Regions from separate parts of the Homo sapiens genome. Here region 1 is linked to region 2. The links are chromatin contacts, found by Hi-C in ENCODE. All regions are on one chromosome and are shown on one strand. Each heading gives the region's core, a stretch centred on a gene start or an enhancer-like site at or near the end of the contact. The rest is flanking DNA. Distances are from core to core; before and after follow the strand shown.

What was found. Hi-C counts contacts between places; a loop is a spot of excess contacts on that map. Pooled maps may share reads with other maps.
Region 1: a loop to region 2 is called in a pooled map, with 2.2 times the contacts of the local background. The contact joins the promoter of PALD1 here to the promoter of UNC5B in region 2. A Hi-C loop is called at or near these places in 4 of 50 pooled maps.

Annotation. Positions count from the first base shown.
Region 1 is chr10:70,477,517-70,483,781 of GRCh38, reverse strand. It overlaps PALD1 (phosphatase domain containing paladin 1), which reads right to left and starts at 5,015. Exons shown (of 20, transcript NM_014431.3): 1 at 4,723-5,015. RefSeq lists enhancers at 360-907, 2,401-3,042, 3,220-3,399, 3,043-3,685 and silencers at 4,680-5,129, 5,330-5,399.
Region 2 is chr10:71,211,107-71,217,126 of GRCh38, reverse strand. UNC5B (unc-5 netrin receptor B) reads right to left here and starts at 4,557. Exons shown (of 17, transcript NM_170744.5): 1 at 4,063-4,557. The coding sequence starts at 4,141. RefSeq lists enhancers at 911-1,530, 4,501-4,795 and a silencer at 4,397-4,656.

The sequences.
Region 1 (6,265 bases), core at 3,766-6,265, 730 kb after region 2:
ATTCTCCATTCCAGGAAAAGGAAAAGGGGAGGAGAAGTCCCTTCTGTGCTTTCCAAACAGAATCTTCGAAAAATGTCCCAGCGTCCCAGGCCTCCATTCTGGGAAGGCCAGACAGAGGCCGGCACAGCCCACAGAGAGGAAGGGCCTGGGGCTCAGCAGGATGCAGAAGCTGGCAGGGTCCCAGGTCATCTCAGGGCACCCACCCCTCTCCCCTCCCATGGGCCCCAGCCCAGCCTGTTGGCCGTTTCCCAGGGTACCCACAGCCCTCACAGCACCACATCCTCTCTCCTTGGGGAATTTCTGAAAGCCCCAGCTCCCTGGGAGCCCAAAGCATTGGCAGTGACACACCCAGTTCCCAAAGATGTTCTCTACTGCCTTCCATGGGTGTGCAGATGACCCAGACACCCCACCTGCCTCTCTCATCAGTGCCCCAGCTTCAGCCCAGGCAGGGGCACCCCTTAAAGCCAAAGTCAGCCCACATGCCAGTTATGGGAAATACACAAAACGCTTCACAAGGGCTGTCACACCTCTGCCACGCTGCTCTTTCTGCTGGGGAAGCCTTGCCCTCCTCCTTTGCAAACTCCTGGCCATCCCTCAAAGCCCACGTGAAGTATCACACACACCCCAGGCCAGCCATTCCCTCCCTCAGGCTCCAACCATAACTAGCACAGACCCCATCACAGAACCAGACATGGTGTCTGCATGTACCTCACTCACCTCCTGGCAGGGACAGAGTTTAATCTACCTTCGGAGCCCCTGCACCTCATACTGAACCCAGGGCCAAGAAAGCTCAGGAACCCACATCAAGATGCCACGCTGGTCCCTTCCCACCAACTGGTCCTGTGCAAGCATCCTGGCCTCTGCTGAGAGAATAACATCGTGGTAATAACATAAGCACCTAATGTTTACTGAGTACTTCCTAGGAGCCAGACAGCCTCGGAGGCTCTCTGCGATTACCTCCTTTCATCCTTGTGACATTCTCATAAGGGAGTTGCTATCCTTAACCCTGTTACACAAGGGACTTGAGGCACAGAGAGGTTAAGTTTCTTGCCCTGGGCCACATGGCTAATGAGGGAGGGAGCAGAAATTCAGACCCTGGTAGTTTCTTTCCAGAGCCAGTGTTCTTAATCACAACAGGTCTATTTGCAGGTAGGAAGATGGTCGAGGCAGATGTGTCAGGAAAAGCCCTGAGTGGAAAAGGAACTCAGGGATTATAAAGGCCAGTGCTTCCAGACCTTCTCTTTCCCCGGGTCCCAGCCAAAGGCCTCGGAAGACAAACAGAGCCTCCTCCCAGACTAAGCCTGCTGCTCCCAGGCTCAATCCTGTGCTGAGCACCAGTTACAGGAAACATAAAAAGTCCATCTGCAAGTGCCTTGGCCCAAGACAGGGGCAGCACATGGCTGGGCTGCCCTCTGGGAAACGAAAGCCATGATTTGGGACTATTCTTAGCAAACACTGGCTCCCCTCCCAGAGGCCCAGCAGTCAGCAGGCCCAAGCTTCCATACGCCCGCCCAGCCTGCCATTTCCTGACCCCGTGTATGGAGGTCCCACAGGGCTAAGGAGGGACTAGTGGGCACCGACTGAGGACAAAGCCCTCCAGCTTTCACAGGAGAGGTGCCTGGCCCACCCAGCCTGCTCCAGACCTCACCCAGAGGCCCAGGGCCATGCACCTGGCTGCTGAGGAAGCCCTGCAGAGTCCTGGCCACAGGGGATGGCTCATAATCAAAGGCCCCCACCGCCACATCAACTGAGCACTCACTCCATGCCATGCACTGGGCCACATGCTTTGCACTGATTTTCTCCCACTGAACCCACAAGGAGGTAGAGGTTACTGACCCCACTCTAAAGATGAGGAAACCAATACATTAATTGACTTGCTGGAGGTTGCATGGTGCATTAGTATCAAAGCATATCTAGAATCTGGGCTGTCTCTCAGGTGCCAGGTTGGGCAGAGGAGACCTGAGCATAGCCAGGTGGGGGACCCCTTCCCTGTGCAAGCCCACGGCTTAGCAGAGAAGGAGCCCGCCCCAGAGGGCAGTGGCTCTCATCACAGACGCAGCTACATGTGTGCTCTCTCTCTCACCTGGGGGATCCCTGTCAAAGACCCGCAGGCTTGGGTTCAGAAGGAGAATCCCCAGACAGTTCCTCTCCTATTCTGGTAGGAAAGGAACAGTTGGAGCACCCTACCCAGGCCACACAGCCTCACTTCAGGAAGCCTCTGGAGATCCAGGGAAGATGAGAATCAAAATTCAAAGAGCACCTGCTGGCACTTAAGGCACAAACACAGCCTTGTAATGCAGAGGTGGAGAGGCCAAATGACTCTGAGTAAAACACAGGAGACTGAGCTTTTTGGGGTCCTCAAACCCCAAAGTGAGAGTCTAGAAATAAGCTCCACCACAGAGCACCTGTACCATCACCACCCCAAACAGGACAACTTCCGGGCACTGTGCCACGCAGGGAAACAGTGATAACCAGGCAATGCACGCCTCGGCCTACCTCTCAGAACCCACCTGTGTCTGGTTCCTGGCCTCTGCTGTCCGCTGGCTCTGGCAAGCATATGTGTCTGTGCCCCCCAGGAGCTCACAGCCAACTCCATTCTGCCCAGGCACTTGAGCGGCTTCCCTGTGGCTCCGAGTCTTTTGTCTGGGAATGTCGGTTCCCATCCCCGTCTGTGCTCTGCTGGGTCTACCTATATGTCTGTCCACTTACATGTCTGCCTCCCATGTGGGGAGATTCAGATCCCAGCAATGGTGTATTTCTATGTACGTGTCTGCAGCCCATACGTGGCCCACGCTGATGGGTTCATGTATGTCTGTCCCCGCACATGTCTGTGTCCCTGGGTTGTTTGCTCACCCCCACCATCCTCCTGTGTCTGTCCTCAAGTATATATGTATCCAGCTCCTCTACGTCTCTGCCCACACAGATGTAAACCTGAGCACACACACGCACTCACGTCTCTGCCCACACGGGGCATCCCCCACAGGTGCCTGGGTAACCCAGGTCTGTGCACCACCTGTTTGGAGGCAGGCAAGTGTGTTCACACAAGTTCTCACAGTGCCAGCCAAGGGCTTCGGGTGAGCTCAGCAACTCCCACTCCCAGAACTGCACCCAAGGCCACGAGCATGAGCACACTGCCACCTCCACGAAGTGCTCCAGAAAAACAGAAACCTGCCAGGGACAATGAGGGAGGGGGCAGGGCCCCAGATACAGCAGAGCCTCACAGAAGTGAGGTCAGAGCTGTGCCAGGAACCACCCACCTCAAGCCACCTGGGCCCTACTGTGCCCACCCCCAACACTGGCCAGGAAAGGGAGGGGGGTGCATGCACCACCTGGGGTCTGTCTGCACTCATAGGAAACTGGCCCAGTGCCTGCCAGCCTCCCGACCTACCCCAACCCCCCGCGACAGAGGCTCTTCAGAAAGGAAGTGAGGACTTCCTCCTGCTTACCTCTGAACCTCCTACAAGGCTGGCTCTAGACCCCAAACCCCAGGAGCCACAGGGCAACTAGGAGTGTCCTGTGCTCAGCCCAAGCCAAGAAACCAAATGGGTTATTTCAGAAATCCACCAGCAGGAAACAAACAAACCTGGGAGTGGGTGGGGATGAGTGCAGGAGAACCTCCTCAGCGCCCCTGCTGCTCCCTGCCCTTGGAGCAAGGTAATAAGGAAGGGCGGGCATGGAGCTGGAACATTTCAGCACATTTGCTTGCTTGCATGGAACTGGATCTCTGCTGCCCTGGCACTCTCGCAGCCTACATTACTCACATAGCAATTAATGGTGTGTAGCCTCTTGGCTTTCCACTATTACCAGTTCAGGACTGGTATTGAAACCCTGTATCGGGGAACTTTGTGTGTTTATGTCCTGTCTTGCCCCCAGGGGCTGAGCCTCCTGAGGACAGAATCCTCCAAATCCTCCTCCATCCACACATTCCAGGGGCACGGCCCAGTGCCCTTCCTGGCATTTAAGAGGTGCTCGGCCACTGGGTTCAGGTTACTCTACCCAGAAGCCAAGGAGTTGGTTCCTGGGCCTCTGGCTGGGAGAGTAGAGATGCCCAGAAGATTCCCTGGGCCATGAAGCTTTACTCCCATCTCTGACAACCCAAGAGAAAGGGCTCCAACCATCCCGGCCACCTTCAGGAGCCGGGTCTCCCATAGGCCACTCTCTCTCTGACAGGTTACTGCCCCTTCAGGAAAACCCTCTGAAACTGAAAAACGTACTCTCCTTGGAGACCCGGGCCTACAGAGGAAGAGGGCCAGACTGGGCCAAGAATCAAAGCCTGTGCCCGCTGAGACTTCTGGACTCGTCCTGGGTCTGAGGGCCTCACGCCCCCTAGAGATGAGTCCCAGGACCCCATCTCGGTCATGAAGCGGCTTCCCTCTCCCCAATCTCCCCCTAACTTCGCGGGAAACCCTAGCTCCTGGCCATGCTCCCAGGTCTGGCAATGAAAAGTGGAATTGTCACCAGGCCATGCCTACACCAAACCCAGGGAACTCGGGAGAGGGGGTAGCCCAGGGTCCAACACACACAACCACCCAGCAACTGCTCCCTGTGAGTCCCTCTTGCCTCCCAGGGACCAATCCTGAGCGGGTGTGGGGTGAAGGCCCAGGACCTCACCTCTCCAAAGGATGGGGAGTTGGTGTCTGGAGCAGCCTCGGGCTGGGGGGTGCCCGGGGGATTCCAGATTTGCCCTCCCCTCGCCAGCCCCAGGGCAGGACACTTCGGTACCTGCCAGCCCGCGGCTCCGGGGGGCATCCGTGCTCCTGCGGCCGGCGTGCTGCGCCCGAACTGCGGGCGCCGAGTCAGGCAGCGACGGGGCGCGCCCGGCGCGCGCTCTGGCTCCAGCTCGCTCCTCCCAACTTCGCCAGCCCATGCGGGGGCAGAGGTGGCTCCGGAGGTGGGCAGGCCAGGCGGACCCGGCGAGGCCACGCGAGAGGGAGCCCGTGCTCACCGGCGACGGGACCTGCGCGCCCCGGCCCGTGCGCGCCGCGCTGCTCCCCAGCGCCCCGCTACCCAACGCCGAGGGGCGGACCCGACCCGGCCGCCAATCACCGCGCCCGCCCCCGCCCGGACCGCGAGTCCCGGCCCCACCGCGAGGGGCGGGGGGCTCAGATTTAAAGACACACTCAGCCCAGCCGCAGCCCCCGGGCGGGAGGAACGCGGGCGCCACGTTCCCCGGCTGCGCTTCCTCCCTCCGCCCGCCCACCCTCCGCGAGGAGGAAAAGTTTGGGGCGGGGGAGACTGCCCGGGAAGCCAGTTCCTCTTCCCTCGTCGCTAGTGCGGCTCCTTCTGGAAGACACCCAAACCCGACATCCAGCCTCCTGGCTGCGAGAGGCAGCAGCGCTCTGGGCGCCACACCCCGTCCCGGACGCCGGCTACCCGCGACACCCGCTGGCCCGGCTTCCCTCGCCCCCCTCTGCTTTACAGCCAGGCCGAGCCTCGGCGGGACCGAGCCCAGCATCCGGGCTCCGGGCCGGCCTCGCTGTGCAGTGCGGCCGGAGCTGGATGATGGTGCGCTCTGCACTTTTGCCTCCCACGTGTCGAAGGGGAGCCCCTAAACAGCAGACGGTCCCCCCAAGCAGGGGCTTCTCCCACGCCCCGGGGTCCTAAGGAAACGCGCCCCTCGGCCCCCAGAGGTGAGAGGGGAACAGCAGAGCAGAGCTTTGGATGGAGAGGGGTCCCTCCGCCCCCACCCATCATGCGGCTCCAGGCAGTGACCCGCACCATAGGCCTGCCCCCCCCACCACTCCTCACCCCACACGCGCGGACTAGCACTAGGCGGCAGCCAGCCCGGCCCACTCCGACGGCCCCGCACGCCCCCGCGAGCACGTGGGTGAACGCACCCACGTGCGTGCGTTCACTCTTCGCTGTGCTTCCTCGCGGAGAGATAGGCTTTGTTGTGGTTGGTGAGTCACTTCCTCCCTCTCGCTGCTCCACACTCGGGAAATCCTTTTTTCTCACCTGTTACCACCTGCCTCACCCCCATTCAGGACTGGAGCTGGATTTCGGCGAGCTGGGGTTGCCCCAGGATGCAGGCAGTGTAGGCCCCACCTCTGTCAGGCTGGAGAGCGCTGGGCTGGGAGAGGGGAACACATTCCCCATGACCCCTAAGAATAACTGAAGACAAGAGAAATCACTCATTGTGGTGGTCTCACCATGTCCCTAGCACCTAGCTCTTAAGTGCCTCGCGAAGTTATAAGGTCGGTACTTTTCTGATCCCTATTTTAACAAATGAGGAAACAGGCCCAGGGAAGACTTGTCCTCAGCTCCA
Region 2 (6,020 bases), core at 3,308-5,807:
AAGAGAAGCGCCAGCTCTGGCCTGAGCGCCGGCTTTCTCCTCCCTACCCTCTGGGGGCCATCTGCCCAGGCAGCAGTTTCCCTGGGCCCAGGCTCCCACCCCCAAGTCCCAGCCTATGACCCAGCCCCCTCTGCCCTTTCCTGAAGGCGGCAGTGGCCTCCAAACTGTCTCCTTTCCACCCAACCCCAACTCTGAGGGTCAAAAGACGGGCTGCCTGCAGGCCCTGGGGGAGGGAGGTACCAGCACTGTCTATTCAGAATCACTAACCTGGTCCGAGAGCACTTGGAATGGAAATGATCCATCTCCCCCCAGCCCATCCCCAAAGTCTTAGGCAGCCCACAAACCTCCTTAGAAAACCTCTGTGGCTCAGGGAATGGGGCGTAGGAGGCAGACCTCGTCTTAAGCCTGACACCCAGGAAAAGGGTCACTAGACCTGCGGTCCAGGAGAAACTCAACAACAAAGGTGGGGGAGGGCACTGGCTCCTAAAGCTTTGAATATAAGTAAAAAGTAAAAACATATTCTGTCCCCAACTCTACAAATGGGTGCAGAGCTATAAAATGCTAATGTTTATTTGGCCATGCAGCCCAAGGGAGCTTGGCTTGTGACCTGTCTCCCTTCCCCAGGTCAGGGCAGTTGCTCAGGAGGCCAATGCTGGGGGTTGGGGGAGCCACCTTTGGGCACTTGCCTGGTCTCAGAGCTTCACTCCTGACCTTTGGCTCTGCCCTGTTCCCCCTCTCCTGGAACACCTCTTCACCCTTCCAACTCTCAACCTCTTTCCTCCATCCTGCCATGAGTTCCAGTCTAAAGCAGCCATCAAAGCGATCTTATCTTTAGCTGCCTGCCTTAAGTGGTGCCTCAATTTCAGAGTCTCAAGCCCACACCCATGATGGTGGGTCTCCAGCCCAGATGGAATGAAGGAGCTAGAAGCACTAGATTGAGGTTGTGAGGCCTCAGTTCAAGTCCTGGCGCTACCGGTGAGTCCCAGTGTGACCTTGGGCAAGTTGGCCTGTCCCAAAGTGTCAACAGTTAAATAAATGGATTGGAAAAGAGGGGAACTGTTTTATCCTACAGAATTCCCTGTTTGTGGGGGAGGGGAGAGAGGTGGAGGAGAGAGATTACAGGAGAAATTCCTCCCCTGCAGTGGTACTTTCACTTTAATGAGAAAACCCATTAAGACACTTGATTTTCCATTTGTTTAAGTGAGATGGGTGTTTGCTACAGTGAGTGCAGAGGGAGACAAGGACAGGCTATCATTGTGTGTGCACAGGCGCATGCACGCGAGCACACACACACACACACACACACACACACACACACACCAAGCAGAGACACTACAAAAACTCTGATTTTAATTGCACCTTAAAAAGAAGTATTATCTTGACACCTCGACTCCTTCTCAACCATCCCAGCCAGAGGCCATGGAAAGGCTCATTAAAAGCTCCAGGAAGGGCTGAAAGGTGGGGTGGGAGGAGATTTCCAGGGCCAACCAGAGCTTTTGAAGTGGCCTTTTCTGGCTAGTCACTTGCTGACATTACCTTCTAAGGGTCTGGGGTTTTATGGTTCCAGTTTTGATTTCTCCAGCATCAGACTTTACAGCTTAAAAATATTCTCAGTGCTGTAAAGGGAGCTCATTCCCATATTCACCAGGGATGGGGTGGGGTGGGGAAAAGGAGAGAGAGGTGCCTGCCACTTGAGGGGAGCTTGGACACCCCCAGTAAAGATCCCTCTTTGCAGAGAGAGCCTCGCCTGCCTCAGTCTGTTATGAGTCTCATGGCAGAGGGGTGGGTGGATAAGAATAGGAGGGAGGGTCTGCTGGGCTTGAATCAGTCTGGCTATTGGACAGGAGCCCTTCACATGTCTTCAATCTGTGGCCAAGTGAAGGCAAGATTTGGAGAAAGCCAACACTCTGGCCTTGATTTTCCCCATCAGTGAAATGGAGCTTGTGAAGGATCCAATGGAAAAACCCAAAGAACATTCTGAAAGAATGATGCTCTGTGCCTGTGGCATTAGAGAAAAACAAGATTGTGTGGGAGGAAGGGACATGTTCTCCCTCCTGAAGGCAGGTTTCTAAGGGCCACACATTCTGGGCAATGAGAAGGCTGCAGGCCGACCCCACCAGTTGGCCCCTCTCCAGGCTGGTGGGCAGGCAGCTACTGCCGCACTAAGTAATGAGCACAATTCCAACACCGCTTCTGCTCGCTGGTGAGAAATCAAAGCCGGGTATTAGAGGCCATTTCTGACTGGGCACCATTCGTGCCCAAATCCATCAAAGCCCTGGGCCTGGGGTTTCTTCTGGGGAAGGTGGGGGCTGGATGCTTTGTTAAGCAGGAAATGCAGGCCACCCCCAGCCTTCTTGGCCAAGCCCACCCACCCAGAGAACTATAGGCCAACCAGTCTTGTCTTTCTCCTACAGCAGCCCCTCATTCCTGGTAACCTAAGTATTTATTCCTGATCCCACTGTCCTGCTGGTACAAAAGCAGCTTCCCAAGACACAACCCTGCCCATGTGCCATTTACAGAGACTTCACCCTACCCTTCAATCATCTCCTCAAACCCCCTCCAACCAGAAACCAGCACCCCAACCAAGCACCTCCCACGTCTAACTGCACCCTTTAAAACAAGGTTGGACATTCAGCAGCCTGCCTTCCCCATCCCCATCATTACCTTCCAACTTCAAAACACTGCTTTAAATACCAGAGTCTGCCCAAATCATAATTAACTTGGATCAAATGGTTGAGTGTTGTAACTCTACTGCACAGGACTTGCACCAGAAAAAAAAAAAAAAGTGGGGAATGTGCTAAAGCCAAGCCCTCACTCCTGGCCGTGGGAATCACTAATTCCAGAATGAGGAATCTTTGGCTATGGAGGGGGGAAGGGCGGATGTCAACTTCGCAGCAGGAGGTAGGAGGTGGGGAGGGCTGCGTCATCTCGTCCACTTTCTGCTCCAGTTTTCCTGCTCCATTCTCAGCCTCAACTCAGAGAGGACTCCGTGCAGGAGGCCCCGTCCCCACCTGGCTCCGGAGCCGAGCCGCCCGGCAGCCGTGGCCAGCCCACTTGCTTGGGTTCGGGTACCAGAGAGAGGCTGGCTCCATTCAGTCCACAGCCTCCCCGAGAAGACGCAGCCCAGCCAGCGACGCCGGGTCCAGCTACAGGACGAGCGAGAAACGTATTCATCCACGGCGAGAGAGGAGGGTTAGGGACTTTATTTCGGAGCCCACCAGTTCGCTGAAGTCATCTTGGTGGGTCCAGAGCGGGCGCTGTACCAAGGAGAGCGCACCTAGTCTGTTCCCCGGACAGCGAGAATGTCAGTGACCAATTTAAAAGGAAACTCCGCAGGATCGCTAAGAACCCCTACCCGCATCCAACACACACACACACACACACACACACACACACACTCTCCAACACTCAGAAAATTAATAATAATAATAATAATAATAATAATAATAATTCTTCCAGACCTGCGGGCCCAGCGATCTCGGGGAAAGCTATGTGTGCAAGACTTAGCCCTCCCCGCTTCAGGAGCCCTGCAAGCCGGCCTGCCGAGGCTACCGAAGCGCTTCCTGTGTTCAGCAGGTCTTTTCGCTCTCTCCCTCTAGTCTGCAGATTGCTGTCCCTATAGCGCGTAAGAGCCTAGGCGAGCCGGGACCAGACTAGTAAGTTACCGGCGTACGGCAGCGAGCGCACACCTTGCTTATGTAGCCAATGTTCTTTTTCGGGGCGGATGCCAGGCGCGCGGAGAGCCGGGCGTCCCCAGGAGGCGGATCCTCCCGGAGACTCAGACCCTGACTCCTACACCCCTTCCAGGGAGAAGAAGGGATCCCTTTCAGGAGCGAGCAGGGACCTTTCAGCTTACTGTGAAGCCCCTTCCCTGCTCCCCGCTCCCGCGATGTGGATGCGCCATTGCCCACTTTGGGAGGCAGTAAAATCTACATTCTAACTTGGGCGCCCTTGCCGCTTTTCCTGCGCGCATCGATGCGACGAAAGACCACCTCAACTTCAGGACAGAGTGAGGCGCAAGGGTCCCCTAGCCCCGCGCCCCCAGACCCGATCGCTTCCTACCTGCTTGGCTCAGCCTCGGGTCCCAGCAGAGCAGCAGTGCCAGCAGCAGCGCGCCCCGAGCTCCGCTCCGGGCCCCCATGCTCCCGCGGCCTGGTTCGGGCGCCTCTCCCCCAGGGCTGTCTCCCTGGCCCCAGTCTCGCCGCCGCCGTCTCCGCCGCCGCCGCCTCCTCCTCGCCGTCCTCCCCGGCGCCCGGCAGCGCCAGCCCGTGCCTTCCGTGGGGGCAGCGGAAGCCACGCTGCGCGGAGGGCCGCCTGGCACTCGGAGCGCGGTGGGTGCCTGGCGCCGGCTCTCGAACGAGGCTCCGGCGCGCCCCTCTGGCTCCGGGTCTCTGAGCGCTCGCCTGGCTCCGGCGCTGTGCCTCCGAAGTTGCGCGACCGCTCAGTGGCGCTCGCAGCGGCGGCGCCGCGCAGTCCCAGCCCCAGTGCGCGCCTCTCGGAGCCCCGCGGCTGCGTGCGGCTCCGGCGCCCTAGCCGGCCCCAGCCGCCTGCCACAATGCCGAGCGCCGCCGCTCGCTCGCCGGAGTGAGTTCGCCAACCGAGGGGACCGCGCGCGGCCGGGGCGGGGCCTGGGCGACCGAGGGCGGAGCCGACAGGGGGACCTTGAGGGGGGATCCGACGGCCATCTGGGCGCGGCCGCGGCAGAGCTGGGGGACCCGGGGGGAGGGTCCTCGCGAGACGCTGGGCGCAGCGTTTTGAAAAACCCGGCCGCTGGAGAATGGCTGGACGTGGAGGCGGCCCAATTTTCGCTCCCCCAAATTAAGGAAATCTGGCTTTGCGCCTTCATTTGGCTTGGCCATGTCAGCTTTCTCCTCTGATTAAACATAGGACTCTCACTTTTGGCTCCCCTGTCTGTAGTATGCGCTCTGCCTTCCACATGTGGGGGTCTTTCCAAAAAAAAGGCTCCCAAAATGAGAACACCCAAGTCCTGGTTACGCGGGGGCTTACAGCGATATGAAGCTGGGTATAGATTAGGATCATCCTGGCTGGCTCTGCTTGTCTGTATGATCTCCGGCAGAACTGTTAACCAGACCCCTGGAAACCCCTCCAGCACTCTGATCCTGCGTTGTTGTAAACTAGCCTCCTACCTGACAGTGGGACAGCCATTTTTGGCTCAGTGTAAACTTGGACTCTGCCCCTTATTTACTGTGTGACCTTGAACAAGTTACTTAACAATTCTATTGCTCCCTTCATCATCATCTGTAAAATGGAGGAAAAGGATAACTATTTCATAAGGGGGTATAGAATTAAATTTTAAAACTTGTGTGGAAATTGCAGTGCAAGTGTCAATAATCTCTTTCCAAGATTCTCCCCTCCCAGCCAGTCTGATTCCAGGGGGAAAGTCCTGACCACCCAAAGGTGGTCCAAGGAGCACGTGGGGACAGGTGAGGTTTGAAGGATGGGCAGTGTCTTGGGATTGAAACCCAGAGAGATCAGAACGAGCGGATCAGCTAACATAGGCAAAGACCTTCCCTGTGCCAGGCACAGGGCTAAGCACTCTGTATGCATCATGTCAGTTAATTCTCACAACCCTCTGAAGTAAGCACCATTTACATCCCATTTTACAGATGAAGGACCTGAGGCACAGAGGTGTAAAGCCACCTGCCGGAGATCACACTGCTTGGAGTGACTGAGTGACTGAGCAAAGGGGATGGGGGAGATGGGATTGGAAAGAAACCCTCTAAACGGGGGAGCCTCACTTGAACACCTTCCCTGGGGCTGGATTGGGCTGTGCGAAGGGGACTGTCCTAGCTGTTTCCCCAGAGGTGAGGTGAAGGCAGGACTAGTACCCTCTCCACACACACTCCCCTCACAAGCCGGGGTCTTGGAGTATCTAGGGGAGGTCGTGCATGCCATCAGCACATCTCCCTAACCCTCTCTGACTGGGCACCCAGCATCAGGAGGGTGGCAACAGGTGGACTGGGACTCCCTGGGGGAAGAACTTCCATCAATTGAGAAAG